Regions from separate parts of the Mus musculus genome. Here region 2 is linked to region 1. Evidence: chromatin loops called from intact Hi-C (ENCODE). Cell type or tissue: heart. All regions are shown on one strand. Each heading gives the region's core, and the rest is flanking DNA. Links, peaks and the distances in the headings are about the cores only.

Region 1 (2,912 bases), core at 155-2,654:
TGAAATTTTGTTTATTTAAAATAAACAAAACCTGCCTAAATCAGGAACAGTTTTATGACCTGTTCTCTTCTATTCGGTTGTTAAGTGTTCTGGATGAAGGGGCACAGGGCATGGAACACCATTGAAATTTACCACCCTAAAATCCCAAGATCTGAAGAAACATGCATGAGATATGTGTTTGATAAATGAACATTGAAACTGTGTGTGTTGAAACCTTCATTAAAGCAAGGATTTTGAAGTATGGCTTCTGACTCTTTCTCCAGGACTTTGGGCATTTGGGTCAAAAGTGCATCATCATTAATGCGGTCTTCGTTGCTATTGAAAATGGATTCTGTTTACATCAGTCCTATTTACAGCATCGTTCCCGGGACTCAAATAAAACAAGGCTCTCCCACCCACTAGTTTGCAAGTTGTGCAAAGTACAGCCTTCTATTGTGACATGTATCCTGGCAGTTTGCCACTGTCTGGCCTACCCTACTGCAGGGTCAGAATCCCCCGCTGTATCCTGTAAAATCGCTGAACTCTTGGGAAAGTACTAAGAGACTGGAAGAAGCATTCAGCATCTCTCTTGAGATGAGTAAATTACATGGAAGGCTATGGGTATTTTATGATCTGTTATAGATGGAGAATTCAAGGTGCAGTTTGCCTTTTTTTTTTCTCTTTACTTAAAGCAAGAAAAGCTTAGCAGTGAAACTCATTTTCCATGACTCCCAAATGGTTTCACAATAAATCTGTGAACTTAATCAGCTTCTTCTGTTGAGGAAACCTCCTCTAATTGTGTTCTTGTGTGAAATAGACACGATGACAAAAAATACTCCAACTCTCAAAGAAAGTGTGGATCACTGTAATCTGGGGAATAACAGTCTCAGTGTCCAGTGAAGAGGAGCCAAGATCGTGCTGTCTCTGGTAGTATTTCTTTTCTAGATAATTGTCAGGCTCTTCTTTCTTGGTCAACAGTATGACAACGAATATCCTGAATTAAGTGTCTCTGGGACATAATGGTGTAGTAACTAGGAGCACTGCCAACTAGATTTCTAGAAATTCCCACAAGACTCCTGCAGAGCCACAAGGCACTATAACAGCAAATGAACACAGAGATGAAACACAGAACCTGAACGCCTTGCTTTCATCTCTTTTCCTGGTCTCTAGAAGCCAATGCCTGTCTTTCTTTCCCTTTCCTCCATGCCAAGTATGGCGGGTGCAGAGGGGACATGCCCGGAATGTTAGCACAGCTGATTACTGTCAGCTAGCAAAGCAATCTGGTGGAAAGAAGACAACAAGGACTCCGTGCGCTTGCTTCTTCCTGTTCCTCGGTTCTTGGGCAGTGACCTTCAGAGCTGCCGGGGTTTGTGGGAGCCGGTGGGTGTGGTCTGAGAGGGAGAGTCTACAATTGGAAGCTGACCTTTCGGAGTCTAGATTTTTTTCCGTCCTGGAAAATAAGAACTAAGCATAGAAATTGAATTAGAAGTGGAAGGATTTCCCAAGGCTCTCATTTGTCCCAGCTGCATCCACAGAGCCCACTTTTGCCTTGCTCCTCTCATTCCCAGCTAGGATTCCTGCCTGTCCCTCCTTACTCCGGGCTGGGTGCTGAGGTCAGCAGAAGCACCTTTGAGACAAACACACAAACTAAGCTGTCGTCAGCAGACCCAGCCTCAAAATTGGAGGAGGAATTGTGAAAACATCGTTTCCCTGCAAATCGGACACCCTCCTCACTCCCACAACAAAAGAACTAGTGTTTCTAAATGCTCTTGCCGCAGGCCCTCACCCGCCTGTGAATAGGGGCACGGAGGGGACAGAAACACCATAAAATCCTAGGTTCTCTCCACTCAGCCTCAAGCTGTGGTTTCCTATTTCCTCCCACTGGACAGCTTCAGTATTAATTGCTCCCAAAACCAACAGTAAAATTTCACTACCGCTCCTAGCAGGCAAAAAAACCCTCAGGTCTTCTGGGAAATTCGGAGCAGGGCTTGGTGACCCTGGCATCTCCCTCCTGTATACACACTAGCAGTGGGGGGTTCCAGACAGGTCTTTGGTTTGGGGCACAGGCTCTCAGCAAAGAGTAGTCCAAAGCTGCACATGAGAATTCACTAGAAATGCAAATTTTCAGCTCAACAGAAGCCCCAGGACTTGGCTGCCTCCTTAGTTTGTTGAAGGAAAAAAAAAAACCTGTAAGTGATTTCAGTTCACTTAAATCATTAGGATTAGCGATCGAGGCTAGGCATTTATTTTGTCAGAATACTGCAGACTTTTATTGTTGTCTGTGTGGTCTTTGGCGTACTTCCTTTAGTTTCTGTCTGGCAGGCTCTTAGTCTTTAAGTCCTTCTGAAAATACCCTCTATAAGTAAGTCTCCATCACCCTCCCAACCTAAGGAATAGAATGTCCTCTTATGTGTGTTATGACATTTGGAGCATCTTACTAATATATTTTGTTAAAACTATATCAAGTTCCTCGGTTCTGTTCCAGGTTCAGAAATAAGAACATGCTTACATCAGCAAATGCTTTGTGTAGACTATTGTGGGACTGTCGTTTTGTTTCTGGTGATGCCAAAATAAGATTTTTAAATTGATTAAAGAAATCAAAATTTAAGATCATATCCCAGGCTTCAGACCTCACCTCTGACATGTGCTGGCCTTAGGTAGTGATTTGACCACTTTAATTGTCAAGTATAATGAGGACATGGGTGCTTCTTGTGTTTACCCCAGTGTGACTGGATGGCTGAAGGAGTAGTCCAGCTAGCACGGTAGCTGACCTGTGAAAGTTGGTTGCTACTGGTAATGTTATTCTTTTCGTCTTCATCCTCACTAGAATGTTGTTAGCAGTGTTCACTGTGCCTGGAATAGAGAACACAGGCAAAAGCATCTGTGAAAAAAATCTTTGGAAAGATCAAGGTCGTGGCCTTATCTCTTATAGT
Region 2 (2,912 bases), core at 155-2,654, 78 kb before region 1:
TGACACTAATGAAGGCAAATAACCACTTTAAGAGTGACCAAGTCCCAGACTCTGGGCCGTATTTGTGTGAATTTTACCACTTAATCTTTAGAAGGCTTATGGAGTAGATCTTTGAATTGCTTGATGTGAGAAAAGCACTGTTCACAGTCCTGCCTTTAGGATATGGCGAGCCTCGTATCTGAACCCCATTCTTTTCTTTTCTCTTTTGAGCCCATGGAGCACAGACTGTGCCTGCCTCACTGCGGCTGTTCCTTATGTTCTTTTTCTTAGGAAAAGAAGAATCACGAGGTTCCTTTTAATCCCAGAATTCACCTGGCTTGAGCGCATGCTCTGTGATAGGAATGTGAGCTGCCAGAAGATGGGAGGAGCTTGCAGTGGGAACAGGAGAAACTGAGACCGTGAGAGGGTGTGACTGGGCGACTTACCACCAGCACGATCTATTCCTACCATACACATTCCCAGACTATCTAGAAACCCTCGCATGCAAGGATAAATTGCTAAGAATTTATGCCCCATGACCAGAAAGACTGTGGCACAAACCGTTTTAATTGTGTTGACCCAATAAGATACGAGAACGAAACTATTTTCCCCTGGAAAGAGAAATGTTAGCATTTCAACCAGAGCAGCCTTTCAAGCTTCTCCAAGTGCCACATGGCGCTCTGTGATTTTCTAATAGGAAATGTCCCCGCCACTGACATCCTACTGCAGAACAAGAAGACAACACTACCAAAAAGGGGGTTTCTCCAATAGTGTCTCATGTAGCTGTTGAGATGTTCTTGGGTTCAAAAATAGTCACATCCACTCAAAAGTCCTCCAAGTTAATTTCAGCTTTGTTGTTATTCCTGGCCTGGCCCCGATCCAGAGTACAGCTCTTAACATCTTAGGCTGCTTCACCTTGGGGCTGAAGGAGTCCTTCTACATGGATAGGGGGGTCTACTGAGTCCCTGGAGCACACTGTGGTATCCAGTTTTTCCCTCAGAGACCCCTGAATGTTTTGAGGGTAAGTCGTGACTGAGGAGAACTCTGGGGAACCTTTAAATAAGAACAGGAAAAGCCAAAGCACACAGAGCGTGCGTCCTGAGGAGGAAGCTTGTTTTAAAGGGTTTTTTTTTTTTTTTTTTTTTGTACTTATTGACTGTCACGGGGAGGGCAGGGTTCAGTGTGAACAGATTTCCCTATGACGGGAGAGAAGGCAAGCTTCCTCACAAATGAAGTCATGCTCCCTCTACTCCGCTGCTGCGGGGAAGTGATGCTTTTCTAATTGTCTGCCTCACTTCCTTGACACTTTTCCTCCTTCAGATCAGGGACAGTTTCCTGGGGTCAAGCACGCAGCAGGCTCCAGCCCAGCGTGTTAACCAGGAACTCAGGAGCCATGGCGTCCTTCAGACGGGACTTGTGGCTCAGGATGGAGTCTTCTGATTTGGGACGTGACAGTTTGAGGGAGAGTGGACACAATAAATCTATCCGCTCCGTGGATCTGCATTTAGTGGTATCTGCTGCCTTTTATTGGACAATAACCTGTGTCTTCAGGAAGAGCTTGACCGGTCACATGAACCCTATGTGTGCTTGCCCAACCATCAGAGATTTTTGTACAGAGGAAGTGGTTTAGCTCAAAGCATCGTCATCACCAAGAGTAACGCTGGGTATTAGATTAACATCACGTCAAATATGTCCTCATATTTGACTTTCTATAAGTGATCGCATAGCCTCGTTTTTACTGATAAGGAAAGTAGAATTAGAAAGATTGGGAAAATCTATTTAAGATTTTCAATATTTTGGTTTATATTCTTCCTTAAAGCGGGTCTCAAGCCGGGGATTCCAGGAAGGGTGTGATTGCGAACCAGTGGGAGAACTGACAGTCTGTAGGGAGACTAGAAAACAGGAGGGGACATAGACCTCAGCGTTCTCTCTACTGCTATGTGTAATGCATTTTTATGCCACTTTCTGACAGGCACTAGCTAAGAGTGGATGGGTGGGGAGGGTTTTATTTTAAAGCCTGGGTAGAGCTTTTTCAGAGCTTCAAAGCAACCTTCAGGGAGGTACAAAGGGAGGGGAAGAGATGGGAGGGAGAGAGAGAGTCTGGTTGTTGAAACACTGGGCTGCCCTGAAGTGGAAGTTAAGCTCTGTGCTTTGCACATTTAGAAGTAGGGACAAGTCACAGACCTCCTGAGTTCCTCTTGCTGAAAGACACCCAGTTCTGAAATCTGATAATATATAAACCAGTAAGACATGTAGAAGACCTCTGAGACATAATATTTCTGGGGGTAACAACTTAGTTGGATACATGACCACCAAAGGCACTTTCTTTTCCCTATGATTTTTTGCTATCAAACTGTTCCTCACTCATTGAGAATTGTCATCCCTTACTGAGACCACGATATACCCCCTGTGGCCATGCTAGGACTGCTCTAACACAATCCTACTGAGGAACTGGCTTCAACAGTTATGTCTGTCTTCTCCTGAGTTCTCTCTGCCTGCCTTGTGGGTGGCCCTCGTTTCCCTTTCCGTATGTTTACTCTTGTATCTTTGGCCCTTCTTGCAAGGTTACTGCCCCCATTGGATTAGGGGCTCTGTCCTTAATACCTCCTTTAATTGCATCTACGTCCTTAAAGGTCTGTCCCAGTATATTCACGTTGAGTTTCAGAGGACAGCATTAAGTTTACAACATCTGACCTTCCCCAGCCAAGTCTCCTCATTCTTCTCATTCTTCAGGGCAGTGGAAAAGCTTAGCACTCCCGACGCCTTCTTGTCTGGAGGTAATGTTTTTTAAAAGCCCACCATTTCCCACATCTCCTTACACTTCCCAGGGTACCTTAAAGTAAATAGCCAGTTTCGGGAATTTTCTAGATGGTAGGAGGTCCAGAAGAGGCTTGGCTCAGCTGATCTGTTGTACTTGTTATTCTGCCTAGGGG

The links. Peaks named below come from ENCODE experiments on the same cell type or tissue, not always from the same donor. Only the 100,000 strongest peaks of a DNase experiment are listed, where the experiment ranks them.
Region 2: a loop joins it to region 1, with 1.9 times the contacts of the local background. A loop is called at or near these places in 3 of 42 quality-filtered maps.

Annotation. Positions count from the first base shown.
Region 1 is chr6:93,065,108-93,068,019 of GRCm38, forward strand. All of the region lies in intron 1 of 9530026P05Rik (RIKEN cDNA 9530026P05 gene), which reads left to right. Among named protein-coding and RNA genes, the nearest start is that of Adamts9, 120 kb to the left of the region's middle. In heart, for the core only: no CTCF peak of the experiment used is centred there; DNase peaks (open chromatin) are centred at 454 and 1,304; H3K27ac peaks cover 1,256 bases.
Region 2 is chr6:92,987,199-92,990,110 of GRCm38, forward strand. All of the region lies in intron 1 of 9530026P05Rik (RIKEN cDNA 9530026P05 gene), which reads left to right. Among named protein-coding and RNA genes, the nearest start is that of Adamts9, 45 kb to the left of the region's middle. In heart, for the core only: no CTCF peak of the experiment used is centred there; DNase peaks (open chromatin) are centred at 823 and 1,273; H3K27ac peaks cover 2,123 bases.